Regions from separate parts of the Homo sapiens genome. Here regions 1 and 2 are each linked to region 3. The links are chromatin loops, found by intact Hi-C in ENCODE. Cell type or tissue: HepG2. All regions are shown on one strand. Each heading gives the region's core, and the rest is flanking DNA. Links, peaks and the distances in the headings are about the cores only.

Region 1 (10,691 bases), core at 615-8,614, 75 kb after region 3:
ATTTTCTTTCTCCTACATTTAGGTTTGTTTTGTTTCTTAACTATGAGTTGTTGATTACTCATTGTTTTCATCCTTTCTTTTCATGTTAGTATTTAACATTATACCTTTTACTATGGACAGTTTTGTAGCTGCAGGTTACATTTTTTTAATATAGTATGGTCATCATTGTTATGTTCTAGTTTCTAATGTACGTTTTAATTTTTTCTTAGAGTCAAAATAATCTGGAAGAGGGTTTTGATACTGATATATATTAAATTAATATATATAAATGATTATATTATTTGATAAAACTTACTGTGAATTATTAAGTGTTCAATATTTATATATATTCCATGTGTGTTTGTAAAGACTGTGTACCCTCAATTACTGGGTGCAGAGTTGTGCATCTGTTCATTAGATAAAGCTTATAAATCATATTTTTCAAATAATATAGGTTCATATCAATTAATTACTGGAAGAGGTAGGCTAAAATGTCCAACTCTGATGGAATTTCTCTATGTGTTTAAATATTTTGTTTTTGCATTTGGGGGCTATGTTTTTAAGCTCATACAAGTTCATCTTTGTCGTATTTTCCTATAAATTTTTCCTGTTAGCAATATATAAGTAATCCTTTTGCTTATCATTATGCTGCTGGAATGTATATTTTATTAATAAGGCTTTATTTATTTATTTATTTATTTTTGAGACAGAGCCTCACTCTGTCACCCAGGCTAGAGTGCAGTGGCACGATCTCAGCTCACTGCAAGCTCCACCTCCCGGGTTCACGCCATTCTCCCACCTCAGCCTCCCAAGTAGCTGGGACTACAGGTGCCTGCCACCACGCCTGGCTAATTTTTTTTGTATTTTTAGTAGAGACGGGGTTTCACCATATTAGCCAGGATGGTCTCGATCTCCTGACCCCATGATCTGCCTGCCTTGGCCTCCCAAAGTGTTGGGATTACAGGTGTGAGCCACTGCACCCGGCCAATAAGGCTTCAATAGCTTTGCTTGGTAGTCTTTTTTTTAGTCTATCATTCTCTATCTCTTTATTATATTCAATGTATTTTGATGTGTCTCTTATAAACATTGCAAGGATTTGTTAAAAATCTTATCAAACAGGAATGACTTTCACTTTTACCCATACAAAACATAAAGCTAAAAGATTGGACAAAATATGTGAAGCAATGATTTCCAGACAGTGGACTTTGGACATTGACAGTGCAAGCCTTTAATCCCTAACAGAAGAGAATCTCACGAGATGACTCTCACTTCATGCTAGCTCTGTGCCTGGAGAAAATTTTCTGAGCACAAAGAGGTAGAATGCAACCAGAAAGAAAACTGTGGCCCTACTGAACTGAGGAAGAAGAGGTCAGAGTTCTGGAATCAGAAAGAGCAAGTAGGAAGGGTGCTGCACCTAAGGACTCTAGATCCTTGGTTTGGGACTGGGCCTCACACATGTAATGTGAGGCTCTTGAGACTGAGGAGGACTGCTGTTCGGTCAGGATCAGAAGGAATATGCTAGAGTTCAAGCCACCATGCAAGATCCGTGAGCAACTCCTTAGGTGAATTGTGAAAGACAGCCAGGTATACTCTTTGCTATTGCAAATGGTCACACTTTCACTTCTATCCAAGACTTACTGTTGATTTTACCTTTCCCCTCTGTTTTCATTATGCTTGTGGGTTTTTTCCTGAACCTTTTTCACTCTGTCAAAATGTGTGCCAGGGCTCTCTGGGACCATTATCCAAATAAAACATAAAAATATTTCTTTGCCAATTTTTCTTAAAAGGAATTGACCTGTAGTGTCATTAAAAATATAAAATTGATTTGAGGGTAGATATAAGACCCAAATATCATTAACCAGGTATTTAAATAGGAATTATTTAACTAGATAAACTCCTTGTCAATGCATATTGTCAAGTTTTAAAAAATGTTACTCAGAGACTGATGCAATCAACTCGCTAGTTCTGGAATAGGGTAAAGACTAGAGGCAAAGAACAGTTCATGAGAATTAATAGTGTAGGTAGCCATCTACAAAATGTTACTGACTGGCCTGCCATAGGCTCTGTCATAATGTGGCCGACTGCCACGGTTACTACTTGAGACGGTCATTATAGCAGTTACTGTTGTTACTGCCTGAGACCGTCATTACAAACTGAACGAAGGGACGAACTTAGAAATTATAACAAAAAACAAAAGAAACTGTTTTAAAGGAAGGGAAGCCGGGGAAGAAGAAGAGAGCTCCCCACTTCCAGTGAGCAAAGGCACCCCTGAGCTTCCACAGCCCCTCCTATTTATTGGGTAACAAAAGCGAGGAGAAGGAGGTAACAACTGGTCAGCTGCTTAATTGATCACACGTTCATATTGTTACTAACAGGCTTCAGATGTACCTAATCACAAGAAACACTGCGCTTGGGGCATGACTGCCCTCAGCATTCCTTCTGGATGGCAGATGCAGTTTTGTCAGTTTGTCACAATTCTGCATTTATGAGAAACAGTTTTGTTGCTTACTCATATAGCCTCCAGTGGTATACTGAGTTGATCACGACCCTCATTCTTTCGGCCTGTAACATCATAGGACCAAGATTTATGCTTAGAAAATTCCTTCCAGTCTTGACGTCTACAGACATCATGTTCTTCATGCCTCTGGAAATTCTTTTTTTTTTTTTTTTTTTTTTTTTGAGACAGAGTCTCGCTCTGTCGCCCAGGCTGGAGTGCAGTGGCATGATCTCAGCTCATTGTAAGCTCTGCCTCCCGGGTTTACGCCATTCTTCTGCCTCAGCCTCCCGACTAGCTGGGACTACGGGCGTCCACCACCATGCCTGGTTAATTTTTTGTATTTTTAGTAGAGACGGGGTTTCACCGTATTAGCCAGGATGGTCTCGATCTCCTGACCTCGTGATCCACCTGCCTCAGCCTCCCAAAGTGCTAGGATTATAGGCGTGAGCCACCGCGCCTGGCCTGGAAGTTCTTTTTCTCTGTTTTTTTGGAGACAGAGTCTCATTCTGTCCTCCAGGCTGGAGTGCAGTGGTGCAATCTCGGCTCACTGCAACCTCTGCCTTCCAGGTTCAAGCGATTCTCACGCCTCAGCCTCCTGAGTAGCTGGGACTATAGGCGTGTGCCACCAGGACCCGCTAATTTTTAGCAGAGACAGGGTTTCACCATGTGGGCCAGGCTGATCTCGAACTCCTGCCCTCAAATGATCTGCCTGCCTCGACCTCCCAAAGTGCTGGGATTACAGGTGTGAGCCACCACGCCCAGCCAAAATGGGATGCCATGTTGCATAGGCCAGGAAATGAACCTGGACCTCCTGCATGGCAGGTGAAAATTCTACCACTGAATCACCCATGCACCTATGGAAGTTCTTTCACAATACCTCTTGAAGGGGTAGTATTTAAGTGGGATCAGCTCTTTCCACAGGAATAATCAATAATTTCAGTGGTTCTCTTAAGGTCCAAGGGGCTTCCATCTATAGTCTGATTTGATTTGGCAACATCAGATGTGTTGAATGGCACTGAGTAGACACTCACATCTTACCACTTGTGCTATGAAGCAACAGTGATTCCGAGATACCAGGTGACTTTTTTTTTTTTTTGGCTTGTAAGCACCAGTGTCTTACTCTTTCCACTTCTCCTTGCTGCTTTCCTAGCAACAGTTCCCAGCAGCAAGAGCTTCTGTGAGCTTTACTATTTGGTCAGGCACTAGTCTGTAGAAGAGAGGTGGGGCAGATCAGAGCCAAAGTCCCTAGCTCAAAAATTTCTCTTCAACATTATTTTGGGGTGGCACCAAGAATGATAGGCGTTCCCAAAGCCACATTTTGCTATAGCTTCTCCTCTGCTCTTCCTATGGAGTTTTCATAGTGAACCTGACCTCATTTACTCCCTTTTTTTCCATCCTCAGGCTTCCTTCTCACTCCTCTCCTCGGGCATACAGTAACCCCTACTCTATCACTTTACTCATTACCCATTTACACGAGAACTGCACTGACCAACATGGTAGCCACTAGCCACATGCAACGATTTAAATTTAAATGAGTTAAAACGAAATTTAAAATTCAGTCACTCGGTTGTTCTAGCCCCATTTCAAGTGCTCAATAGACACATGAGGCTAGTGGACTAAGAAAGTAGACGCACAAATATAGAACATTTCCATCATCACAGAAGCTTCTATTTGTTGAACAGAGTTGCACTAAAGTATAAATGACTAATAATAGCTTAAAATACTTTTCCTTCTGGGAGAGCTATATTTAACTGAATTCTTTTACTAAATGGATCCAGCTCTGATATTAGCCTTTGTTTAAGAGAAGGTTTATAAGCATCCAGCCTCTCCGCTGCCCCAGAAAGCTTAACACCTAGACCAGAGGTGCTCAGATCTATTTGCACATAGGATCACCTGGGAAACGCAATCAGACTCTCAGAAGGGAGCGGGGCAGGACACTTTAGTTTTTAAAGTCCAGGTGATTCTAATATTCAGTTGACATTGAGAACCACAGACCTAAGCTGTTACTTGGGATGGCCAGGTCTCTGATGGTGATAATTTTGCTTTAGGTGTAAAGTAATCCATCAGCCTGGCTTGTTACTTCCCAGAGCCACATTTACTATTGCATTCTGATTTTTGCTTGGGCTCCTTTGGCCCCAGAAACTTGCTTTGCTTTTCTTTAACTCGCAGCAATTGATTTTGTTAGAGTTTCTGTCTAACTGACTAATATATTTAATACTTAGTAATACTGATAAGGAGGAAGCCTCAATGATGCAGGTAATAGAGTGATAAGCAAATTTAAGGCGTAAGGCAGGAAATCATTGGTTATTTGCTTTCTGCTCTTCAAATAACCACATTCATTTCCTATTAGCCAAACTAAAAATAACAGAGTAAAGAGAAAGAATATTTTTCATATAGTTGTCAGAGGCCCGCAGAACCCAGAGCCAAGAACAATCACCGCAGACCATGCAGTGGAAGGCACTACTTTACTTACCTAGAGGAAGGAGGCACTAGGATTCAAGACACACACAGCTGTCTAGAGGCAGGACTACACAGCTTGGTCACTCCCAGCAGAACTCTATCCAGTCTGTGCTCCTGTCTCCCTCTGGTTCATTTAAAGCATCAATGTAACTACTCAAAATTCATATAACAAAGCAATATGTTCATTCAAAGCAGTATGTAACTATCAGAACAGCTTAAACCAAAAGCTATTGGGTTAGGAAAAAATGAGTTAGGGAAAATGGATTGGGGGAACGGGTTAGGGAAAAAACCACGAGACAAACCCAAGTTTTTTTGGTCCTGTTTTTTTTGTTTGTTTGTTTGTTTTTGAGACAGGGTCTTGCTCTGTTGCAGTGGCGCAATCATGGTTCACTGCAGCTTTGACTTCCTGGGCTCAAGTGATCCTCCCACCTCAGCCTCCTGAATAGCTGGGACTACAGGCATATGTCACCACACCCAGCTCATTTTTAAAATTATTTTTTTAGAGATGGGGTCTTGCTATGCTGTCCAGACTGGTCTGGAACAATGAGTTCAAGCAATCCTCACGACTTAGCTTCCCAAGGTGCTGGGATTACGGGTGTGAGCCACCATGCCTGGCCAGTCCTAAATGTTATACATTTTGTGGAACTCTCTTTAAGGATAGAAAAAAACATTAGGTATGAAACAAATATTTATAAAAGGTTACAAAACAAATAACATTACAGTTTTCAAAGACTTTCTCCAAATCAGAAAATCCAGAAAAAATATTTTATTTATTAACTGCTGATACATCTTATACTACTTCTACTGTAATTTGTGCTGCACGTAACAACATTTTTTTTTTGTAGAGATGGGGTTCTCACTATGTTGCCTAGGCTGGTCTTGAACTCCTGACCTCAAGCAATCTTCTTACCTCAGTCTCCTAAAGGAATTACAGGTGTGAGCTACTGTGCCTGGCCTATAACAACTTTTATATCACTATTTTGGCAAGAATAGTATGCAAATTCTGTCTTTCCACCATTGTGAGGGGTTAATATTATTAGCCAATATTTATAGTTACTGATAGTTTAGAAAACTTTCAGCTTCAAACTCCATTATTGATAATGCCATATGTATTTTTAGAATCTTCATCAAATCTAAAAAAAACTCTAGTTCCTTTTTTATATATAAGCTGTAAGATTTCTGGCATTTCAAGTTTTCTTGTCTATTGACTTATTTTAAATGCTAACGCCCACTAACCAGTGTGACGCTGATGTTTTTTATGGTGAATTAGGAGTGTATGTTATCTTTGCTAATGTCAGATTTCGTGCCATGTCAGCAAGAAAGTTAATAAACGCCTAAGCAAGAGCAAAGAGCATGGCCCAGCAAAGGAAGAAGTGCCCTTTGGCTGGAGCATGGTGTAAAGGGAGATCTAGAGGGGACATAACCTAGAAAGGTGTGTTAAAGCCAGGTCGGACACGAGTTGTAGTGCCAAATGCTGTTGGTGGTTGAGGATAGACTATCATGCCTCTCAGTTAAAGAAAGAATTAAGAAAACTGTTTATGGATTACTGAACACATGAAAGGAGTGTAGGGTACAGAGAATTTTCAATAGAGTCAGACAAACCTCTGGATTCTGTCTCTACCCTCACTAGCATGTGAGGCCTCCCCAACAACCAGTCATGGGAGTGACTGCAAGCTACATAAAGAGATCTCACTAAATCCAAAGTGAATGTGTCATCAACATCAACTCAACTAGCCCTTAGCTGTATTTCAAAAATGACATGTTTACTCCAACTCTACCTGGCAAGGGGGGAAACATGAGGGATCTGAAGTTGGATCAAAAAGGAGAATATTCTGAACTAATTGGATAAAATGTCTTACTTTTGCAAATTTTACAAGTACATATGGCCATATGAAGATACTACTGGGACCCCACCTAGAGTCTTGGTGTGGCACAGGCAAAGGAGAAGTCCCAAAGCTTAAGCATCAATAACATCAATGTAAATTCTCTGCTTGGAGCCAGATGCCTGGGTTTGAAACTTAGCTGTGTAACTGTGCAGAAGTTACCTAATCTTTCTGGGCCTCAGTTTCCTCATTTGTGAAGTACTAACAATAGTATCTACCTCATAGGGTGGTTGAGAGGATTGATTTATATATGTAAATAGCTAATAACAGTGCTTAGCACATATTAAAGGCTTTTTATCTTAGAACAAGCTTGTCCAATTCACCTCACGTCTCAAAGGCTGCATGCGGCCCAGGATGGATTTGAATGCAGCCCCACACAAATTTGTAAACTTTTTTTTTTTTTGAGACTGAGTCTCACTCTGTCACTCAGGCTGGAGTGCAGTGGCACCATCTCAGCTCATTGCAAGCTCCGCCTCCCGGGTTCATGCCATTCTCCTGCCTCAGCCTCCTGAGTAGCTGGGACTACAGGTGCTCACCACCACGCCTGGCTAATTTTTTGTATTTTTAGTATAGACGGGGTTTCACCGTGTTAGCCAGGATGGTCTCGATCTCCTGACCTCATGATCCTCCCACCTCGGCCTCCCAAAGTGCTGGGATTACAGGCATGAGCCACCGTGCCTGGCCAAATTTGTAAACTTTCTTAAAACACTATGAGTTTTTTTGTGATTTTTTTTTTTTTTTTTAGCTCATCAGCTGTTGTTAGTGTTAGTGTATTTCATGTGTGGTTCAAGACAATTCTTCTTCTTCCAATGTGGACCAGGGAAGCCAAAAGATTGGACACCCCTGTTTAAGAAGTATATTAACAATAGATCACATTTGTATGGTATTCTTCATTATAATATGATTCATCTGATCCTTTCAATATTTCCACAGTCTGGTTATCCTTGTTTCTATTCTTCAGATGAGAAAATCCAGGTCACAGGAGTTTAAGCAATTTGCCTCCCACTGTGTTTTAGATGTCTCTCCTTAGAGCTTTTTTGCCTGCCTCTCTTATTGCACAAATGATATGGCGACATGACAACATACGTATTTGTCCCCATCCTCCACTCAGGAATAATCACTGATGGAAAGGCCAGGGTCTTGTCTGACTTCAAATCCCCAGGGCCTGTTAGTGGGCAATCAAAGCAAATGTATGCTTTATATGCCTATATTTCTTTTTTCTTTTCTTTCTTTCTTTTTTTTTTTTTTTTTTTTTTGAGACGGAGTTTCACTCTTGTTTCCCAGGCTGGAGTGCAGTGTTGCGATCTTGGCTCACTGCAACCTTCATGTCCCGGGTGCAAGCGATTCTCCTGCCTCAGCCTCCCAAGTAGCTGGAATTACAGGCACCCGCCACCATGCCCGGCTAATTTTTTGAATTTTTAGTAGAGATGAGGTTTCGCCATGTTGGTCAGGCTGCTGTCAAACTCCTGACCCCAGGTGATCCATCTGCCTCAGCCTCCCAAAGTGCTGGGATTACAGACATGAGCCACCACGCCCGGCCATATGCCTATATTTCTTAAAGGACTAGTCCTTATTTCTACCACCTGACTTCATCTATAAACTCCGTGGATGTGTCTTTCAAGGTATAGAAATATGATCTTCTCTAGACATGCTAATGGTAATAATTGTTTGAAATTCCCATTCTTTTCTTAAAGAATGAGGCCCTCTTTTACATTATGGGGAAAACATGTACATTTTCTGACTATATTAAAGCATGGGAACTACTTGAAATGGGGAATTAAAAAACAGTTCTTCCTTTCAACACAAGCCAGTGGAGAGAAACAGAGCATGCTGGAACTAAAGTCATCCCCACATCTTTTGTTGGCCTTCTTCTAATAACTGGAATTTCCTTTGGAAATCATTTATTATAGGTATCTACTATTCTTAGAGCACACTTATTGGCTGTAATTTCTTGCCAGCTTGCAAGTTATTTGTAATGTTTTCCACCATCAAGAATCCCTGTTGTGGTTTATTTTGAATGGACTGATTGCCTAGTTCCACTGGAAAACTTCTATGATGGAATTTATAGCTACTTGATTATGTCTTTCCACATGTTTTATGTATTTAAAGCTCCTGGGGATTAGTGCATAGAAAACACGTGGATTTGGTTTGGGCTCTGATTTTTACTCATTTTCTCTGCAGGATTCCTTCAACCTACACAGTGACCAACCTCATCTCCTCCAAATTTCAGGTTGTGCTGCAGCCTAATCAATCAGCAATCTGAATAAAAATAAAACTGGAAAGTTATCCTTTCCAATCACCAACTTTCTCAGTTCACCTTAATAATCTTTTGTAGATGCTACAAAGCTGTGGTATCTCAGCTGTGTGAGAAAGCAAAACAAAACAAATTGAACTGGGCTTTTTTAAGAGCCCAGCAGATTAGAATTTAAATGTGAAGATTGTCTTTTTTTTTTAAACACACTATCATCCTATTGAGAAATGATTCCAGATTTACAAACTGAATAATAATGAAATTATATAACTGCTTTTCAAACTAAGAAAACTAGGTTTGCAGACCCTAAAATTGAGCTACTATTTGCTCCAGCATTCCCATTATTGAGTATATACCCAAAGCGAAATAAATAGTTCTATCAAAAAGACACATGCACTCAAATGTTCATCAGAGCGCTATTCACGATAGGAAAGACATGGAATCAACCTAGGTGCCCAACAACAGTGGATTGGGTAAAGAAAACGTGGTATATATACACCATGGAATACTAGACAGCCATAAAAAAGAAAGAAATTATGTCCTTTGCATTGACGTGGATGCAGCTGGAGCCCATTAACCTAAGCAAATTAATGCAAAAACAGAAAGGCAAATAACTACATGTTTCACTTATGAGTGGGAGCTAAATATTGATTACACGTGGACATAAAGATGGGAACAACAGATACTGAGGACTACTGGGAGGAGGACATGGGCTGAAAAACTATTGGGCATTATGCTCACTACCTGGGTGACAGGATCATTTGTACCCCAAATCTCTGCATCATGCAATACACTCATGTAACAAACCTGCACAAACCTGAATCCAAAATAGAAGTTGCAAAAAATAAATAATAAAATTTGATTTTCTCTTTAGATCTTTCTGGTGAAAAATCCAGGTAATCAGAGTTGTCCTTGGATGAAGACATCCCCAAAATGTGTTTGATAGTTCTTCAAGGAGCAGACCTCTCCCCCTCGGTCTTTACTATTTTATTTTATATTTTATTTTATTTTATTTTTTGAGACAGTTTCACTCTGTCACCCAGGCTGGAGTACAGTGCTGTGATCCTGGCTCATTGCCACGTCTGCCTCCTGGGTTCAAACAATTCTCGTGCCTCAGCCTCCCAACATAGCTGGGACTACAGGCATGCACCACCATGCCCAGCTAATTTGTATAATTTTAGTAGAGATGGAGTTTTACCATGTTGGCCAGGCTGGTCTCGAACTCCTGACCTCAAGCAATCCACCTGCCTTGGCCTCCCAAAGTGCTGGGATCACGGGTGTGAGCCACGGCACCCGGCCGTTCTTTACTAATTTATTTTTACCTCCATGTAAATTTAAGAACTTTTTTTACTTATCTGATATTTAACACTGAGCATTGAAAGAAACTAAGACTTTTGAGCACGTGAAAACCACTGACTGAAAATGGAAAGTTAACATGTGAAATGGAAATTAGCAAGGTAACAGCAGTAGCAAAAAAGATATAAATAATAATGGTTTCAACACTCGTTATGTCTTCACATTTTTTGAATCCTTACTAGTCTTCACTGATCCATATAAACTCCTGGAGAAGCCTAGAAATAAAGGAGAGGACGACTCTACTCACACTCTTTCTTCCACTCCA
Region 2 (10,691 bases), core at 2,431-10,430, 66 kb after region 3:
ACTTATTAAAGAGTGACAAGATGGTCCTTTTTGTTTGACCTAGCTTGGTGTGGGTCAAGGCTTCAGGAAGAGGGTAGAGAAACTCCCTGAAATATGAGGAATAGAAAATATAATTTGTCACCACCCATTTGTATATAATTTTATAGTTTATGAAGGAATTTTACAATCTGAAAATGAATTCCCTGAAAACACAGACCTCATAAAATTCCTATTGAAAATACAGAAATGGAAATAGATAGTGGTAATAAAATGTACAACTTTGTTTTTATAACTTTTCATTAAACCACTTGTGCTGTTTTATGCATTTTTAAAAAATCATTGTATGTCATGAAATTAAGACAGTTGTATACTACTTGGTTATCTGCTACATTTCTCAAAATTGAAAATAAAAATTGTATATATCTTTGACTAATCATCAGAGAAATGCAAGTTAAAACCAGAGTGAGTATTGCCACACACCAGTTCGAATGGCTGTGGTTAAAAACAAAGATAAATGTTGGTGAGGATGTGGAGTGAAGGGAACCCTAGTACATTGTTGGTGGGAATGTAAATTAGTACAGCCATTATGGAAAACAGTATGGAAGTTCCTCAGAAAGCTAAAAGTAGAAATGCCATATAATCCAGCAATCCTACTCCTGGGTATATATCCAACAGAATTAAAATCAGTATGTTAAAGAGGTGTCTGCACTCCCATGTTTATTGAAGTGTTTTTCACAATAGCCAAGATGTGGAATCAGCCTAGATGTCCATCAATGGATAAATATGAGTGTGTTATGTGTACACAATGTAATACTATTCAGCATTAAAAAGGAAATTCTGTCATTTCCAACAACAGGAATAAACCTGGCTGACATTATGCTAAGTGAAATAAGCCAGATACGGAAAGACAAATACTACTTTATGTTATTTATATATAGAATCTAGAAATGTTCAGCTCAGAGAAGCGGAGTAGAATGGCAGAGACTGAAGTGGTGTGGTGCTGGAGGGGGGAAGGAGGAGATGTTGGTCAAAGGGGACAGTTGCAGTTAGATAAGAGGAATAAGTTTTCGAGGCCTATCGCACAGCATAATGGATATAATTAATAATGCATTGTATTGAAAATTGCTAAGAGAGTAGATTTTAAATGTTTGCATCTCAAAAAAATGATAAAGTATGTGAGGTAATGCATTTGTTAATTAGCTAGATTTAATCATCCACAATGTGTACCTATATCAAAATATTACCTTGTACTCCACAAATATATACAATTATAATTTGTCAATTGAAAATAAGATTTTAAAAAGACAAAAAAAAAAGATTGAATGTACCTTTTCAAACCCTCAAGAGGTACTATTTATGAATAGAGACGTTTCCTGAATATATTTTAAGAAAGTTATTTACTAAGGCTTGGCAGCTGCACAGAATCAGCCAGAATGTAAACTACGAATGGCAGGAGTTTTATCTGGTTTTGTCCACTGTTGTACCCCAGCTCCTGGTACAGTAGGCACTTAAATTTTTGTGGAATTAACTGGGTAATAATTTATAACTTTGGTGCTTCTGTGCTATAACAATCTCTATCTATCTTTAACCACCTATCTCTATTTATTCCTCTATCCTGGTCATCCAATCCTTTCCCTCTCCACCCTTCTTCCCTGTCTTTACTTTTTCTCTCTTCCCATCATTGCCTCATGTTATTAGAATCCTCATCACACACACACACACACACACACACACACACACACACACACACACAGAGAGAGATCTTGACAGTATTCTTTACATCTGCTGAACACATAAAAAATGTAAGTCATGCTGTCCTTAACCATTTTATAGAATTTGGATGTCTATAGGCCAGTTGATTTCAAGGTACATGTAACTGGTGATATTATAGAATATCTTCTGCAAAGAGTATAACATTATAGGCAAACATATCTATTATGAGCCAGAGAAAGTCAAGTTTGGTAAGATGATTGTATTAGTTCATTTTCATGCCGCCAATAAAGACATACCTGAGACTGGGTAATTTATAAAGAAAAAGAAGTTTAATGGACTCACAGTTCCACATGGCTGGGGAGGTCTCACAACCATGGTGGAAGGTGAAAGACAAGTCTTGCATAGCAGCAGACAAGAGAGAATGAGAGCCAAGCAAAAATCTTATAAAACCATCAGATCTTGTGAGACTTATTCACTACCGTGAGAACAGTATGGGGGAAAACGCCCCCATGATTCAATCGTCTCCCACCGGGTCCCTCCCACAACATGTGGGAATTATGGAGCTGCAATTCAAGATGAGGTTTAGGTGAGGACCCAGCCAAACCACATCAATGATGTTTCTTGTTATTCCTCTATAACTTGTACACTTGTCTAAGGTGTTTGCAGTGAATTGAATGTTAGGCAAAGCCATGGTGAGTTTTTGAATCTGAGGGTGCCCTAGGATAGCCTGTCGCTTACGTACAGTTTTCTGACAATGTGAGAAGTAAGCCAGGAAACACAGCTGTTACACATATATAATTTTTTTCTACCTAAAAACTCTCATTTCTACCCAAATGAGTACGATAAAATCTGAAGCAGAGTTGCTTCTTAATTTGTTTTTAATTTAGCAAACATTCCATTTAAAAACAACTTTTGAAACCTTTGTTTCCCTTATGTCACCCACTATTGAGTGGCAAGGAAAGGATTTAGAAATGGCATTTTCTAACCAATGCATGATAGCAGCTCTTCTCAACTGGTGTGGGTCACCTGTGTGCCAGGAGATACTGACCCTTCAGCTGTCAGGTAGATGGAGCCCTAGGGATGGTCATTTCTGACCAAAGAAGGCATGTTTGAAGCTCCTTAGGTAGTAGCTGGTGGCACAAGGTCCAATGGGGTGTCTTGCTATCCCTGCAGGTGACAAGCATGCTGAGCCACATCTAGCACTACCTCTCCTCAGTGAAGTGACTGGGGAAGCCAAATGGATGATCCACCACCTGGACAACTTCTTGAGCAACTGGTCTCAGAGAATGCCATTTTACCCATCGTGTTCCGACACTAGGGGAGCCACGGGAAGAGTTTGTGGCCAAGGAAAAGGCCCATAGACCGAGGTGAGCTGGTCTAAGGAAGCTTGGCCGGGTCCACTGGCAGTAGCAGCACCAGGGGGTGACTGCAAACTTATGTTTGCACAGATCATATGAAATTTTCATATGACATTTACCGTTGAAAGAAGAGCGAGGAGCATTCATTTTCTGAATATAATTTCAAAAGTTATAAATTTGGGAATGGTTAAAACATGAGGTTGTAATATTTTCGTCACTTCATTTTGTGAACAAAGTATCTCTTCGTGGGAGGTTAAGAATTTCATGTCGCTATTTCAAACTAACTTTAAAAAGATGTATTCACAAAATCAAGCTTAAGTTTCCCATTAACCCATTCAAAAAATGTAATTTTGAGGTTATATCTAAATTCAACATTTAATATCATCTCTAATAATTTGGGCTTTTATGATAGTTAAGTAATGTAAAGATAATTTCAGAAAGCCCCATATAAACATCCCCAAACTACTTGTAGCTTATCTTGGTGTACTATATAAACACTATAATTGTCTATTTTGCCATTATTTGAAAAAGATTGGGAAGTAATTCCTTATAGAGTACATTTAACCAGCAGATATAAAGTAATAATAATAATAAGAGGAATAGGCTGGGCACGGTGGCTCATGCCTGTAATCCCAGCACTTTGGGAGGTTGAGGCAGGCAGATTGCCTGAGGTCAGGTGTTCGAGACCAGCCTGGCCAAAATGGTGAAACCCTGTCTCTACTAAAAAATACAAAAATTAGCTGGGCGTGGTGGCAGGCACCTTAATCCCAGCTACTCGGGAGGCAGAGCCAGGAGAATCGTTTGAACCTGGGAGGCAGAGGTTGCAGTGAGCCGAGATCGAGCCGTTGCACTCAAGCCTCGGGGACAAGAGCAAGACTTCTCTCAAAAAAAAAAAAAAAAAAAAGAGGAATATGAGTACGAACAAAATCTCAGGTACTTTGTATCTTAGATCACTTTAGTGAAGCATTGGAGACCTCACTAGGACTCAGAGAGTTACCCATGCCAACAAACCAATGTTTTTGTGGTTGTTGAAAGGTTGAATTGTGGTCTGATAGATGTCTACAGCCACAGTGAGAAAGCTGTTCTGGGATTCATTCATCATCAGCAGCCAAATTGCAATTTGTTTTTTATTTCTCCATATCTCTCAATCCCTTTCCTGCTTCATTTATGCAATAGAGAAGACTGATACTGTAGGAAAATAGGCTAGTAAAATGAACAGCTCACACAAAAAGAAAGGGATATGGTTCTTACTTATATAAAAAAGGCACATGAACTCTCTCACAAGAGAAATGCAAATTAAAACTCTACTGAGATACAATTTCTCACCTATTACCCTGGGAAAAATTATAGAGGTATGACAACCTAGATGGTTGGGATATTGTTACAGCAAAAGACTGAAAACACCTCAAATTGTCGTCAAGAGACTGGTTGAATAAAATATAAACCACAATGGAATATTACAGAGATGTAAAAAAGGAATGGGTAATATCTATATATACTACTATGGGACAGTCTCCAAGATTTAAGTCCAAAAAGCAAGATAAAATGTGTTTAGAATGCTATTATTTATCAAAAAGAAAATGTATGTAAACCAAGTAAGGTTTATCCTTCCTTTGTTCTTTTTGTAATATAAAATATGTATATTTTGTAATATAATATCTTATTATATTTTGTAAAATAATATCTTATATTACAAAAAGAACAAAGGAAGGATAAATCTTATTTTAGTTAGCAATACGTGAAGAGGGGAACTCAGGTAGAAGGGACAGGGATGGGAGCTAGAGTTCTTTGACTGTATCTTCTACTTGTAGATTTGTCTTTTGAAACATACATGTTATTTAATATAATTATTTAAAAAGTTTAAAATTTTAAAAATTTCTAAATATTAAAAATAATTTTTTAAATGAACCTATTTTGTACCAGTTGGTGGCACAACCACACCAAGTGGAATTATTTCCAATGATTTTAAAACACAGAAATTTGTATAGTTTCAGTGGGGTATACAGAGAACAAAAAAGCTACTAAATATTTAGTTCTTTCAGCAATTATGTTATTAGTGGTAATAATGTTATTATTCTAGAGTGTTCTGTGACTCAAGTGTACTAAATCAAATGAACAGTTATGTAATACTCAAATTTTAGTGTCACCATTGTCATTGAAAACCAGGACACTTTGCATCAGATAAAAGAAAAATTCTGTAATTGTAAGACAGTTGAGGGTATGCAGAAACAATACAGTTCTGAATTTGCATTGAATGTATCAAAATTAATTTATATTTTATAGCTCTGTCCACTGAAAAGGCCTAGAAATGATCAGGAGTAATCATAATACCCCTAAGGAATGGATTCCGGTTCCTAAATCATATTTCCCACTAAAAGAAACATGTCTTAGAGATATGTATAATTCTGAGGTCTGAGGTAGGAATTGTATGAGATGAGCTTGGAATCTGTTATCATATGAGATGGCAATGAACTTATCAAAGACTATAATTGCATCAAAATGACTCAGGATCCAATCTAACATGGTCCTACCAACCAAAGATGTGACATCTATAAAGACAACAATACAATAGATGAAAACATATCATTTATGCTCATATTCATGAGTTCTAGTAATTTTGAAAATAACAACCACCACCTAAGACTTGTCATGAGAGGATGTCTTCTTAGAGCTGTGCTGCTGACTGCACCTCTTCCTACCCAGTCCTTTTCCTCCACAGGCATCGGAACTGCACTGCAGACCGAACTCTCCTCCTCTTCTATTCTCTTCCCTTAACCCTTCGTAAGCATTTCCCCCAATATCTCTCTTGCACTTCTAATCCCATTTTGGCATCTGTTTCTCTGAGGTCTAAAACTAACACACCCCCATCAGCACATTAGTAACAATCAGAACATCAGATATAGTAACTGTTTTCTTAGGCGATAGAAAAAGTCTGGCTTTGAGAGATAGGATAAGAAAACAAATTCCTGGAGAAGCTAAAGGAAGTCATCTTTTAATGGATTCAGGAAAGAGACCTTCAACTCTGGATAAGAACAGTGTTTCAGGAGATGTCCAGCCCTGAAGGAGTGAGTTTGAAAACAAAGAATTAGACTTATGAGTTCCAGAGAAGAGTGTTCTAGATGAGTTTCTGGCAGGGATTTGGGCCTAAGGTGGGAGGCACTTGAGAGATGTTGCAGAAAAGGAAAAGAAATCAAGGTTTGTCTCAGGTAGAGTTTCAGTCTCATTATAGACACTAAAAGTAAACTCTTTACTTCTCAGTCTGGTGTGGGACCTGTTCTAAATTTTACTTCTCCTCTGACTGCCTGCAATTGAGGAGCTTTACTCTCCACTATAGAGATAATAGTTTGTTCTTCCTTCTCATCTTCCACTGTCCTAACCCAGAGCCAACCTTGAACTAAGCCTATCATATAACACTTTGTTTGCATATCTGCTTTTTCAACCAGACTTTGAACTTCACTACATCTCCAGCCTTCAACATAGTACAAGGTATACAGCAGAAACCCAATAAAGAAACAAACATATACTAAATTGAAGGCAATACAGGACATTAAAATACATCGCTTTCAGGGGCAGAAGTCCTCAATATTCCTAGAAACATTTATCTAGTAAGAGAGTCTGAATAAAATGGGGGAGTCACACAGTCACGTACAGTAAACCCTTCTCTTGAAGGATCATAAATCAGAATAACAAAATAAAAGCTCTGAGAAGTCCTGTATTAAAAAATTTAAATTCATTTAGTCTGAAATTTTGCAGAGTTTACTGTATTCCTATTTACATGGAACTATGAATTTATAAGGTGGCAGTGAGTGGTGGTCTCTTTTTTGATATGGTAATTTTCAGGAATAAAATGGCTTTTATACTGACAATAGTGCTATTAATCTTCAACTTTCTCATAATGATCCTCTGACTGCTCTGTCTTATTTTATTGATCATAGTTTTTACAAAATCTTAATTTGTTCCTATTAACTATTCTCTTATAGATGTGTTTCGTAAAAGAACAGGGTATTATTTGCAAGATTAAATTTGTGTTAGAAGAATACCAAGATGGGAGCTGGGTCTTCTCAGTCAATTAAACAGGAGAGTTTCCAATCATCATTTAAAGTCACATGAGAAAGTGTTTTCATCTAGTATGTTGTAACAATTCTTTTTAGAAATCTATTACGTTTTTGTTAGTATTCAGGAAGGAAAATTAACTTGAGAACTTGACACACACACAAAATAGCTTCAGCACAATTTTTAATAACACACTGGTGTCTTTGAATATATGTACTTGTCATTCCTGTTTAACAGCACAATATTAGACAGAAGTGAGCCCATAACTATACTTTACTTCCAAGTAAACTAGTATAGCAATAATTTTTAATGGTTGAATAATATTTTATAAACAAGTGTTCACAAGAGTAAGTGTTCTATAATTTCTTCATCCACTCCCCTATTAGTGGGTATTAACATTTTGCTTGTTTTCTTGCCACTAAAACATGGTTGCAATAAACAGTTTTATACATCTGTTAGTGCTTATATTTCATTGGGACAGAGTCCCACAAGAGAGATGGCTAGGTCAAGAATATATTTATTTTTAATTTTAGTGTATTTTGCTAGATTGCTTTCCAAGAAGTTGTAACATATCACATTAACATTGAAAGTATGAAAGTAATCTTTATATTCATTTTGACAACAATGGGGTGTTGTAGCTCATTGTTAAATTTTACTAGCCTGATGGGTACAAAGTGATCTTTCTGGGTTTTTTGGCTTTATTTTTTTTTCAAACAAGCATTTCTTTTAAGTGTTTCTTGCCCATTTAGATTAACTCCTCTGTGGTTTATGTACTCCTAGGTTATGCTATCGGATATGCTATTGAGCTGTCATTTTCTTGTCAATTTTAATAGCTCCTTGTATGAGTATACATTAATGCTTTAACATCCACATTACAAATATTCTCCATCATTATAATCACCTCTTGATTTTATTTGTAACAGTTTTGTTATATAAAAGCTTTTAATTTTTTTTTTTTTTTGAGGCAGGATCTGGCTATGTCACCCAGGCAAGAGTGCAGTGGCATGATCTCGGCTCACTGCAGCCTCAACCTCCCAGGCTCAAGTGATCCTCCCATCTCAGCCTCCTGAGTAGCTGTGACCACAGGTGTGTGCCACCATGCTCAGCTAATTGTTTGTATTTTTTGTAAAGACAGGGTTTTGCCATATTGCCCAGGCTGGTTCCGAACTTCGGAGATCAAGTGATCCACCTCTTTGGTCTCCCAAAGAGTTGGATTAAAGGCACTGAGCCACTGTGCCTGGCAGAAGCTTTTAATTTTGAAATTGTTATATAATTCTGAGTTTTCAGTGTTGGTTAAAATTTTCTCTACTCCTAGATTTTCTTACAAAAGTATTCTCATTACAATTTTACATCTAAATTTTAATTGTTAATCTGAAAAAGGTATAATAATGCGTTATTTTTCTTGTGTTTCTAAGCTTTTGGACAGTTCATATTCAAAATTAAAGCCAGTGCTTTTAATCCAGAAATACATCACTTGAAAATGTGTTGGAAGATTTTTTTTAAGTAAAAACACTTACTAATATACTGCTTAAAAATATACTGCTTAAAATATACTAAATAAAAATATACTGCTTAAAAATATACTAAAACAATACAACTAATAAACTGCTTAAAGATAAGCTGATTCTGTGTTTCCTAACTCTCTGGACTTCTTGTAAGATGTAACCTGAAATACTCTCTCTAATAGAAGAATCGAATCGAATGTGGTCTATTTATTTTTAGTGTGATGAGAGGTATTCCTGTTTTGTTAGTTTGTTTGTTTGTTTGTTTTTTGTAATTTCAACCTTTATTTTAGATTCAGGGGATACATATGCCGGTTTGCTACATGGATATTGTGTGATGCTGAGGTTTGGAGTACAATTGAGCTCATCACCCAGGAAGTGACTATAGTACCCAGAAGTTTTTCAACCCTTGTCTGCCTCCTTCTCCCACCTCTAATATTCCCCAGAATCTATTGTTGCCTTTTTTATGTCCATGAGTACCCAATGTTTTGCTCCGTCTTGTAAATAAGAACATGTGGTATTTGGTTTTCTGTTCCTGAGTTAATTTGTCTAGGATAATGGCCTCAAGCTGCATCAATGTTGTTGCAAAAGACATGATTTCATTCTTTTTTATTGCTGTGTAGTATTCCATGATGTAGATGCAGCACATTTTCTTTACCCAGTCCACCACTGATGGGCATGTAGGTTGATTCTATGTCTTTGCTATTGTGAATAGTGCTGTGACGAAAATGTGAGTGCATCTGTCTTTTTGGTGGAACAATTTCTTTTCTTTTGGATATACACTCAGTAATGGGATTGCTGGGTTGAATAGTATAAATTGGTGCAAAAGTAATTGCATGTTTTGCCATTGAAAATCATGGCAAAACCCTCAATTACTTTTGCACCAACCTGATAGTTCCAAGTTCTTTGAGAAATCTCTGAACTGCTTTCCTCAGTGACTGAACTAGTGTGTATTCCCACCAGCAGTGTATAAGTACTACCTTCTCTACACAGCCTTACCAGTATCTATTATTTTTTGACTTTTTAGTAATAGCCATTCTGACCAGTGTGAGATGATATCTCATTGTGGTTTTAATTTGCATTTCTCTGATGATTAGTGATGTTGATTTCTTTTAATGCTTTTTGGCCACTTGTATGTCTTCTCTTGAGAAATGTTTGTTCATGTGATGAACTCTGATGGAATGCACTATTTATAAATTTCTCTATGTGTTTAATTAAATATTTTGTTTTTTTGCATTTGGGGGCTATGTTTTTGAACACACACAAGTTCAGCTTTGTTATATTTTCCTATGAATTTTTTGTTAGCAGTATATAAGTAATCCTTTTGCTTATATTTTATACATGGCATGCATATTTTATACATGATTGTGTTAGGCCATTCTAGCATTGCTATAAAAGAATACTCAAGATGGGGTAATTTGTAAAGAAAAGAGGTTTAATTGGCTCTCAGTTCTGCAGGCTGTACAAGAAGTGTGGCACCAGCATCTGCTTCTGGTAAGGGCCTCAGGGAGATTTTACTCATGACAGAAGGCAAAGGAGGAGCAGACACATTCACATGGCAAGGGCAGGAGTGAGAGAGGGAGCAAGGGCAACAACTGACTCTTGAGTGAACTCATTACTGTACGGATGGAACCAAGCCGTTCATGAAGGATCCACTCTCTTGACCCAAACACCTCCCACCAGGCCCCATCTCCAACACTGGGGATTACATTTCAACATGAGATTTGGATTATTCATGATGTATCCCTTCTTTCTTTACTTTAAGTTTATTACTTATCTTACATGATTTTCTCAAATCTTTATTGTTTATTATTTCTGTGGGTTGATCAAATTTGTATTCAATTTATGTTTTTAATGACCTTGTTTTAGAATTTCTGATGATGTAATTTTACATTTCATCAATGGCTGACTTTTCTTTCTTTGCTCACATGATCAATCAAAAATAACCCAAACATGTCCCCCTAAATTTCAGTTTACCATTTAATATGCTCTAATTTTTCCTTATTTTTCTGCCATCCCAATATCATAAGAATGTTAGAAAACTTTCACCATCCTTTTCCTATAACTTTTCTTCCTACCCCCATGA
Region 3 (10,691 bases), core at 978-8,977:
AGGAAGAAAAATAGCAACAATCACTGTCTTCCACTGGAGTTTGAATCAAAATTACAAATTTATCCCACATAAAGCCTTTATCCTTGAGAGAAGTCTGAGCTGCCTGCTGCATGGAAGACCTGCACATAGACCTGCACACAGAGAGGCACTGCTATCATGCAGAAGGGGAAAAAAGAGATCATAAAAAGTTGCTTTGAGTAACAAGCAAAACTTTGACTAATGTAATTTTACTGTTTGTTCTTTCACATTTACAAAATTATATGGCCACCCCAGTTCCAAACCTCTTGAAGGGATGGTTCACATCCCCCATGGAAACTTCCATCTCACATTTTTTTCTTACTTCTTACTACAGGGGCTCCCAAAGGATCCCTGATTACATTCTCTTGAAATTTTCTTTTCTCAGATTCCAAGAAATATTCTCTTGGTTTTTCTTCTTACATCATTAAGTAGTCTATAACACCTTCTTCTCTGATTACTTTTTTCTCCTTTTTCCCTAAATTTTGCTGCTGTCTATAGTTCAGCTCAGAGATCTCTTTTCTCTCCCACCCCACCCCCTATGGTTTTCCTATTGGAATTTCATCAGACTTCATGATTGCAGATTCATCCTCTGTGTAAATAACTTCCAAATCGGGATCTCAACTCCTGACCTCTGTTCCATGCACCACTTCTGCAGTGTGGGACACCAGTGGACAAGACAACCTCCTTTCCCACTGATGCCCTCCAAAGCTTTTCTCTCCACGTATTTCCATTGCAATGAAAGGCAGCTCTGTCCTCCCAGGAACTGAATCCTCACTACTTCTAACTGTAAAAGGCTTTCTTGTGCTCCCCTGTTCTCCATTTTCATTCTCTATTTATATTCTGGCCTTCGATTTTCTCACCTAACTTTTTCTACTTCCCTTCCAATCCTCCTTTTTAAAAACTCCTTCCCCACCACTACCAAGATCAATAATTGTGTAATAAAAAGTTCACATCATGTCCATCTCTATTTCAAAAACAACAAAACCATCAAAAGAAATCAGGTGTCCACCAAAAACCAAACATCTAAACCTGAAATTCAAGGTTCCCCATGACTTAACACTATTTCTGATCTCTTGGTTCTCAATACTATCCTCCGATCACCTGTAATAAACAAGAATATTTGCCTGTAGCTCTTTAAACACGTCTTTTGCTTTCTTACTACTGCACTCTGTGTAAGCCCTTTCCTGTCAGAATGCTGCTAAATGCAACAATAAACTCTTTCTAGACATGCTTTTGTCCAGTGCCAATCACCTTTATTCATTCTATTAAGATTTATAATCACTCCCACAGGTTTTAAACAATATGGCTTTCAAAAAATCTTATATTTTGTTTATTTCCCTCTAACATATTATTTTGAATTTCATTTGATTACTGTTTTAAAAGGATTGCCACAGTTCATCTTATTTCATAAGCCTAAGTACTGCCCTCTGTTTATTAAAAGATACTTATGAAACACAGTAAAACTGAGTATGAAAGAGAAAAAAGGTGTAACCAAAACAGTCATAGAATCACAAAATCTTGGTAAGGGACCTTCAGGTTCACCCGATTCAAACTCTGACCTCATGCTAGAGACCCTTGATTGCAACCCTGCCAATCTTCTAGCAGCTACCTGACTCTCCAGTGACAGGAAGCTCATTACTTTGGGGAAAAAGCCATTCCACTGTTGGCACATCTTATTGTCAGAAAGTTCTTCCTTATTCTGGGCCAAGACATACTTCCTGTAGCTTTTCCTCATAACTCCCAGCTCTAACTCTACAGGCACTTGGGCTTCTGCTACGTGTGGAGAGTTAGGTAACAGCACTTCTATAATCTGTTAATGTTTGCAAATTCACTTCATGGTTTTAGGGGGCATAGGATGGTATAGATAGCCTGGATTCCCTAGTGTTAACAAGTGTAATATATCTGGCAATGTGGAGTAGTTTTGTTTTTCCTTCTCTTGTCTTTACCACCTTTTTCCTTTAGCCAAACACTGTTTTTGATTCCCTGCTTTTTATGTGAAATGTTATTCTTCTTAGCTTCCTTCCTGAATTATTTCTTCCATCTTTTGTCTAAGAACTTTGTATTTCCATTAATGATCATATTTCTAGAATTTCAAGTTGAACATTCATATCTTGGGGTAAACCTTGGAAACATCCTGAAACTATCATAAAACAGATGCCATATCCATTCATTTGTTGGAAAACCGACTTTCTTCCTTCAGACAAAAATCTGATATCATTTATCAGTGGTAATTTACACCACATACCATCCCTGGTAAAAGATTTTATTCACCAAAATATATTTGAATTAAGAGCAATGACAGTGTGGACAAGCCATAGGATTAGAGACAGAAGGCCGGAATTAAAGTCCTTCCCTGCCACTTAGTGCTAATGTGATGATGGACAAATCCATTAACTTCTCTGTGATTCAATTTCCTCATCTCTCAATAATAATAAATTACAATGTACCAGGGACATGGATATCTATTGTATTGTTTCAGCCTCACCAGAGTGTGAAGTAGGTATTATTGATCTCATCTTGAAAAGATAAGAACCCTAAGTAATATTTCCAGATTCTCAGACCTTGAAGCTCAAAAGTGATGAAGGTGGCCGGGCATGATGACTCATGCCTGTAATCCCAGCATTTTTGGTGGCCAAGGCAGGAGGATTGCTTGAGCCCAGTAGTTGAAGCCTAGCGTGGGCAACACAGTGAGACCTTATATCTACTAAAAAAAACTTTTTTAAGTGATGAAAGTGAGATTACATCTCCATTCTGCCTGACTGCAACATTCAGTCTTCACTACACCACACATTAATATCAATAAGAAAAACAAGCTGATAGTCCAGGTCTGCCATACCTTGTGATCCTAATGTTATATGTAAACTCTTAGGGAAATAGTACAATGGGTCAGAGGGGATATAACCCTGAAAAACCAACAAATATGCTTGGTGATGAGTTAAAACAAAGGAGTCATCATACAGACAGTGCTCTTTTTCTAACCATCTGGGTCTCCCATTCTGTCCCCTAGAGGAGTTTGAATGACAAATCAAACTGAGTCACTGACTGACAAATTCAAGCAAGAAAATAATTTAATACTGTCTCAATCAAGACTTGCATCATATATTCTCTTTGCTCTGAAATGTAAGGCACATGACAGGATTATACTTTTCCACACTTATCACCATTTCAATCACCATTTCAATAATGGAAACCTGTGACCATCTCCACTCTAGCTTTTGCAACAGTTCAAATAATTCTCAGTCAGTAACTGCCAAGCTATTTTTACGCTCAGTATATTTCCTAGTGTACTTAGGCTAGGATGATAACTAAACTGCACACTAGCACTTCCATGTGCTTAACTTTCCAGGCGTCTGACAGAAGCCCTTACCTGGAAGATTCAAGAACTCCTCCTGGCTTGTTCTTACTGCCACGATCCTTCAGCCCATATTATGGTCCTTTACTTGTTGCTTGGGAGGATGAAGGCCGAAGGGTATTTTCACTAACTTAAAATCCCAAAGATAACAATAGATGTCTAAAAGATAAACACAATCTACTATATTGTGTCTCTCTTGCAAAAGCTATCATTTTTGGCGTGGTAAGTAATAATGTTTTATGTCCACATGACATCCAAGCCCCATGGCAAGATTTATAAGAAAGGGAAATCATTTCCTAGAGAAACTGCCTTGGAATGAGGTGGCTCATTATCTAAGCCAGCAGAACGTCAACTCTGCTTAACCCAGACTTCCTTCACAAAAAAAAAAAAAGCAAAAAACATGCTAGTTAAAAAATTCGAATTTAGTGGAGAACAGAGAGCCAACTGAGGTCTCAAGCCAGAAATTTACAAAATTTACTTTAATAATTAAAAATAAAAAACTTTCAATGTCTATGTAAAGACACCTAATACCTAAATATGCTTAAGTTTCTCTGTGAATTAAATTAGAAGAGGTATCACTAATATGCTAGGACTTTCTACCTACTCATCACTATGTGGTAAGTCAGCCTCTCTGCTGCAAACATTCAGTATTCGAATCTTTCACAACTAAAAGAACCAATAATATACTACATATGTATAGTTATTTTACAGTGATCGAAAAGGGGCGGCCACCTATATTGTGATCTTAAATCCCATTCCATCTACTTTAAGAAGAATTGTGAGCCATTCCTATATTTATATATGGTTTCTCTTTTTCTGAAGTATCAATGATATGTATTTTAGATTTAACAGCATATTACTCTAAAAACCTAATGATCTGTATTTAATTGTCCCATTATAAAGCTGTTATTACTGCAAAATACCAATATGGTACCGAATTAATAAAAATACAGTTAACTTTTCTGAGATAACATTTATTTGCATCTCACTAAAAGATGGCCTAATGACTAGACAAAAAAGTTAACATGAAAACATGCCAAATTCCACAAGCTGTGAATGAAAATGATTAGTTAATGAGGGGAGTGAGGGGGTGCTAGCAAGCAGTGACACGTATTTTCCTACTTAGTCACAAATACACTAAACAAAAAAAGAGCGTTTACAAAAAAAACAGAGAAGGCAATAGTTTTCATTATTCTATTCCATTAACACTGCCAACAGTAATCAATATTTTTGCTTTTAAAAAAGTAACAATCTAGATCTACATTCTGTAAATAACACTGCATTTCAGGACTATTTTCATCAAGGAAAGCAAAATGAGATCAAGTTAACAATATTTCTAAAAAGTTTTTTAAAGTACCCTTTTCAGAGGGTCATGTCATTGCTGGGTTCCCACTGCATTTTCGTCATACAGCATGATGATTATACCGACAGACACAGAACAGAAGAATCTCTTTTCATTTCTGACTCTGCAAGATGAGATCACAGAAAGCCTCACACAAAGCCCATGGGCTGCAGGATATGTCTCACTAGGCCTAAAAAGACACAGCTCTTTTCACTGTGGCTTTTCTTTGAACTATACACTTTAAAGGAGCCATAAGATTCAGAGGGGAGGGGCAGTGAAAAAAAAGAGGCAGCATATCTTCTCAGATCTAAAAGCATACAGATGGCAAAGGTTAGACCTTAGTGGGGAAACACTAAAAAGTCCAGGACAACTGAAAAACACTAGTTTGATAGTTTTTTTTTTTTTTAACTCTTTTCTACCCTGCTGTATTCCATAGAATGTCCATGTCACATACAGCCATGTCTGACCTCAACTCCAAAGGAGCTTTGGCTTCCCTGGGCCCCAGTCGGTGACTTCAGGCAAAGGCAAGTTTTGCTTCTGAGTTCCCATAGAAAAACTGTTCCTCAAGTCCAGTTATATAAATGAAGCTTAAAAAGCTTTTTTTTTAAAGAAACAATTCTGAATTTGTTTACATGGGAAAGAATTATATACTCTAAAAATATTGGCTATAGTTCCTCTGATGTATAATAAATTGAAAATCAATTTTTCAAGGTCGAAAGAGCATGTTTTTATACTCTGGTTTTGAAAATGGAAAGAGTAAGTTGTAAATTCCTCCTCCTCAAAACCCCAAATTAATGACAATCAGGGGAAAAGGCATATACAATATTTGCAACTTTCAGCCCACTAAATGCATTCCATACTATAAGGTTATAGAAAATCAAATCCATCTTCTTCTCAAGCATATTTTATTCCTCTTCCTGAAGGGAAAGGCAAAACTGTAATACATCATCTGTTTCTTGATTCTGAACAGAGAACAGAAATCTCTGAATCTAAAAATGGATCTGGTGACCTAGTATATTACATTGAGGGTTAGGGGAAGCCCTTTCCTTAATATGGTTTTCATGATTAATGAATGGCATTGCCATATTTACTCCCACATCTTTCCGGCTTGCATGAGCTTGTTTGGCTGAGAATAACATCAAGAAAAAAATGTTTTCACCACCGAATTTTTTTTCCACATTTTATTTCATTTTTTTTTAACTTGTAAGTTCAGGAGTACATGTGCAGGTTTGTTACACAGGTAAATTTGGGTCACGGGGGTTTGCTGTACAGATTATTTCATCAGCCAGGTATTAAGCCCATTAGTTATTTTTCCTGATCCAATGCAGCCATTAAAAAGAACGAGATCATGTCCTTTGGAGGGACATGGATGGAGCTGGAGGCCATTATCCTTAGTAAACTAACACACGAACAGAAAACCAAATACCACCTAATTCTTAACCTCTCCCTTTTAAAAAAAATTGCAGTGGCAAAAAAAAAAAATTGCAGTGGCAAATGAAAAATTTCTTCCAGCAGAATATGTTGTTTTCCTTGCCAGAGCCTAGTAGAGACTAAAATAAAGAAGCACACAACTGCAGGCTATATATGGGCTGCAGTGGAGAGTGAAGTTCATCAGTGCTCACGTATCTCACCTTTACACAGCTGTCTTCCCAGCCTCCTCCTTTTCTACTCCCTTCCTATAAGTGGCAGATATGTGACTGTTGTCATTGCACTGCAATTAGAAAAACTTAGAGAAGAATAAGATATCTTAAGGAGTAACCAAGAATGCATTAGCTACTGAAGTATTTGTACACCAATGTTTAAATGAAAAAGAAACCCTCAAGGCAGGAATACCTATTCACCACTCTAAGGTCCTTTCATTTACCCTTTGTGTTGATCACAAACATGACTCAATGATGGGAGCTTTTTCTACAAACAATGATTATTCACTAAGGGAAGGGGGAAATGCTAGTTTATATTAAATTCACTCACGTTGTGACAATTTTTGTTTTAGTAAGGACTGTGATGATCTCGTAAGGTAACAAAATAGATGCAAAAGGCTGCAGAAGATGGCTGATGCTTATACAATTATTTTCTTCCCTTTCAAAAGTGAAAATATTAGAGAAAAATGAAGAAAATAACCTTCAAATATTTTGGCATAAATGTCTTCTTTATAGCTACTTTTAGTTACTAATAAATTATTAAAATGAAATTGCAAACAACACTCAGAAAGGAAAAAATATGGCTAATGAGCCATGAAGATTATATATTACCCCAGAAACTCTCCCAAATTGGTTGTCTCCCCAAAAGTTCATTTTTAAAGTCCTTGGTTGAAACTTAAAATATTACTTTCCAAAACAATACTTCATGATTCATTGTGCAAATAACTGTGCTAAATAATAACAACTATAGCTAACATTTTACTTATTTAATTATCACAAAGACCTCAGAAGGCAGGAAGTACCATGACTGCATTTCACAGAGAAGTAACTTTTCCAGGGCCCATATGAAGTGTAAGTAATAACACCAGTATTCCAACTTACAGTTCATCTTCAGAGCCCACACACTGAACCATTATACTCTACTACCATCTCAGGGAGCCAATGTGGGGATGTGGATATAAGTAAGAAAAATATTATAAATGCTGGACAGACTTTTTAGGTAGCTCAGGACAAAAATTAAACTACAATTTACCTCAATGTCAATTTCATCGATTAAGAGTTTAAAACAGTCCAATTTTAGCTAACATCGAAATCACCTGGAAAGCTTGGGCAAACACAAGTCAATGAGCGCTACCCCAGACTTTCTGACTCAGTAGGTCTGTAATGACGCCCAAGGATTTGCATTTCTATGGCATTCCCTGGTGATACTCTACTGTTGGTTCCAAGACCAGACTTCACTTGAAAAACCACTGGTATAAAACTCTCTGGCAATACTTATAATTGAAACATAATAGAAGAAATTTTGTTGAGTACAATTACTGAACTATAATTAGATTTAAAAAACACAACCTGACTCCTGGCTATCAAGATGAAAGAAATGGAATCAGAAAAGGATAAGCAGGTCAGCCCAGTGGCTCACACCTGTAATTCCAGAACTTTGGGAGGCCAAGGTGGGAAGATCACTTGAGCTCATAAGATCGAGACCAGCTGGGCAACATGGTGAAACACCATCTCTACAAAATACACAAAAATTAGCCAGGCATGGAGATGTGTGCCTATAGTCCCAGCTACTCAGGAGGCTGAGGTGGGAGGAGGGCTTGAGTCCAGGAGGCAGAGGTTGCAGTGAGCTGAAATCATGCCACTGCACTTCAGCCTGGACAACACAGCAAGACCTTGTCTCAAAAAAACAAAACAAAACAAAAGGATAAGCATGTAAGGAGGTGTAAACCTCCATAGCCTTTGCTTGATATTGGTGGGCCCTTTGGAGGTTTACCTCCAAGATAATGGAAAAAACAATGACTAAGGACTAAGAGTCTGAAGAACTGCGTTCTGTTTTGTTTCTGTTTTCCCATAGGGCTGGCACTTAAGTATTCCTAACTTTGGTCTCCTTATCTGTAACGTAGGAAAAATAATTCTTTTGCCTTTTGGGAAGGAGGGAGAAATTGTAAGAATCTGATGAAGTAACTGAAAAAAAAATTACACACCAAGAAACAATATGCAAAATAAAGTAACATTATTGAGATATTGATCAAATTTGATTTAATCTCAAAATGTAGGATTCTTGTTTTCTTTCAAAAAAATTAAATGTTAACACTAGTTTATGATTACTGATCATTACAATGAGTCATGGAGGCATATTTCAACTCAAAAGATTTGTAAAAAAGTGGAGGAGTAAATGGAAGGGAATTCAGTGAAAAAACTGATAAAGAGCTTACCCTTTATAGAAATAGCTGACTTCCCAAATAGGATGAATAAAGATTGGTTACATAATACTCTTGCAGAGAAAGGGAAGTGGAATGATGACAGGTAAGAAGCCATCAGGTGCAGGTAGAAGAGTTCTGGTGCTACACAATGAGGGAAATGATAATACACATTTCCTATAAATATCTAGTAGCTTATCTTCCAACTGAATTGAATAACGATGTTCAGCCTCAGAGGTTTACTCTATGTCTGTATTAATTAAAATCTGTTTCTTGCTACAGCTGATTTTCACACTGTGTTCCAAAACATTTCCTAATATAGACGGTGAACTCCATGTGTTAAGTTTGAATGAGAAGATTTTCCAGTTTACACAGAAAGTTGCTGTTATGGTACTTCCAGTTCCTCCTAGTCCCCAAAGACTTTTTTTTTTTAATGAATTCCTCTTTTTATCTTTTTGCCTATCATTAAGTTAAATCTATGGTTCATTTGCCTCATTCTTTATTTTATGAGGCTTTAAAAATTAAAACATTTTTAGAAAAGTCATATTACCCCACTGACAACTGCATTACATCTAAAAACAACTTAATTAATAAAGCATACACACCCAAACAAAGTACTGGAGCAAGATGGAATACTAGTCTTTCATAATCAGACCAAGATGAGAAATTATCTTGGGTACTTTCACAATACCCATGATTTGGTACTAAATCATTAAATCATGTACTAAACGTTTTCTGGATGCCATCAGTTTCTGAAAGAATGATCTGTGTCAATTAATCTTAAAAGGATTCTTAAAGTAAAAAGATTTTCAAATAAAAAGCAAATGTATGCAAATATAAATCCCACAAGTCTACAAAAAGGGTTCAGAGCCAGCTAATCACTCATGCCCCTCCACACACATACACACACCCTTAACCCTCACTTAACATGACTGCATGACTCTTTCCACAGATGCTTCTGTGATCACTTCAGCCATGATTTATCTGTCTCCACCTAATAACGGAGTTTTGATAACAGATGATCTCAGTCTCATAGAATGAGTTTGTTCTCACACCATTAATTTAAAAGAACAATGAACAGTCAAGGGGTACATAAGAACAAAACTCTGTTCTGTACAAGGAGTTGGTATTCAGTGTGACACTCATCTTGAACCATATTCAAGACCAAAGAAACCAAAAAAAAAAAAGCCAAGAGTCTGAAAACTCACGATCACTATTGTATATTGTAAATAATTAGGTCCAGCAAGATATGCCAATTATCTTTCTAAAATTCTAGTTAATTTTTCATTACCATTTCTTTTTGTATGGGAGTTTTGAAAATTCACAATTTTGCAGAAAGGAAAGGGAAACACAACTAGAAATCACTTATTAAGAAAAATCTTTTTTTTTTTTTGCTGGGAGGACATGCAGAGAAACAATAAAGTTTTGAATTTGTTTTGATGTATCCCACTTTAAATCCGTGTACATGAATTGTTCCAGAAACAACGTGTTTAAAGTCAAGTAGAATTATTTTGAAGACATATTTGGAAAAAAATAAAACTATTATTAACTCTCTCATCACTATGTTAATATTTGCATACTATCTACTAGTTTTTTACAGGCATGCATATTTTGCAAACATAGTATTTAGTATTAATATTTTATTATACTAAACCTACCTGTATTTCTACATTATAATTATAGTCATTTTGCCATAATTCATAAAATTATTCTGTATTACTGAGATTTTAGGTGGGTTTTTTTTCTACCTTACATAGTTTTAAATGAATATCTTCATGTGTGAAGCATTTGCTACTGAATTATATTCTTAGGTAATCCTCTTAGTAATTAATCAAAAGTACATTATCTTCCTGGATGATTACAGCAGAGACTATTTTTAAAAATCAAACACCTACATTTAATTTTAGTATAATAAATCCACTAATTCTAAGATAACTCCTTTTTTAAAAAAATCTACAAATATTCATTTAAATGGAAGCATATCAGATAAATTAGTAAAAGTTTGAAACTATATCATGTTTCTAAATAATTCATTGAATACAGCTATGGTTACAGGTATTTTGATTTTAAAGAACAGGGCACAGATACAATAAATGTAGAAATATTTGGTCTTTAAAATGTCAAAAATCCAAAACATA

What was found. A loop is a pair of places that touch in the nucleus more often than their neighbours do. Peaks named below come from ENCODE experiments on the same cell type or tissue, not always from the same donor. Only the 100,000 strongest peaks of a DNase experiment are listed, where the experiment ranks them.
Region 1: it touches region 3 in a loop (4-fold over the local background); 2 of 110 quality-filtered maps call a loop at or near these places.
Region 2: it touches region 3 in a loop (3-fold over the local background); 2 of 110 quality-filtered maps call a loop at or near these places.

Annotation. Positions count from the first base shown.
Region 1 is chr6:142,250,276-142,260,966 of GRCh38, reverse strand. LINC02919 (long intergenic non-protein coding RNA 2919) reads left to right here and starts at 1,049. Exons shown (of 2, transcript XR_001744395.1): 1 at 1,049-1,563. In HepG2, for the core only: no CTCF peak of the experiment used is centred there; a DNase peak (open chromatin) is centred at 1,196; H3K4me3 peaks cover 1,056 bases.
Region 2 is chr6:142,261,458-142,272,148 of GRCh38, reverse strand. No RefSeq gene overlaps it. Among named protein-coding and RNA genes, the nearest start is that of LINC02919, 6.9 kb to the right of the region's middle. In HepG2, for the core only: no CTCF peak of the experiment used is centred there; a DNase peak (open chromatin) is centred at 6,458.
Region 3 is chr6:142,325,563-142,336,253 of GRCh38, reverse strand. The region is part of intron 2 of ADGRG6 (adhesion G protein-coupled receptor G6); the gene reads right to left. Among named protein-coding and RNA genes, the nearest start is that of ADGRG6, 29 kb to the right of the region's middle. RefSeq lists a silencer at 1,588-1,882. In HepG2, for the core only: no CTCF peak of the experiment used is centred there; a DNase peak (open chromatin) is centred at 4,953; H3K4me3 peaks cover 1,251 bases.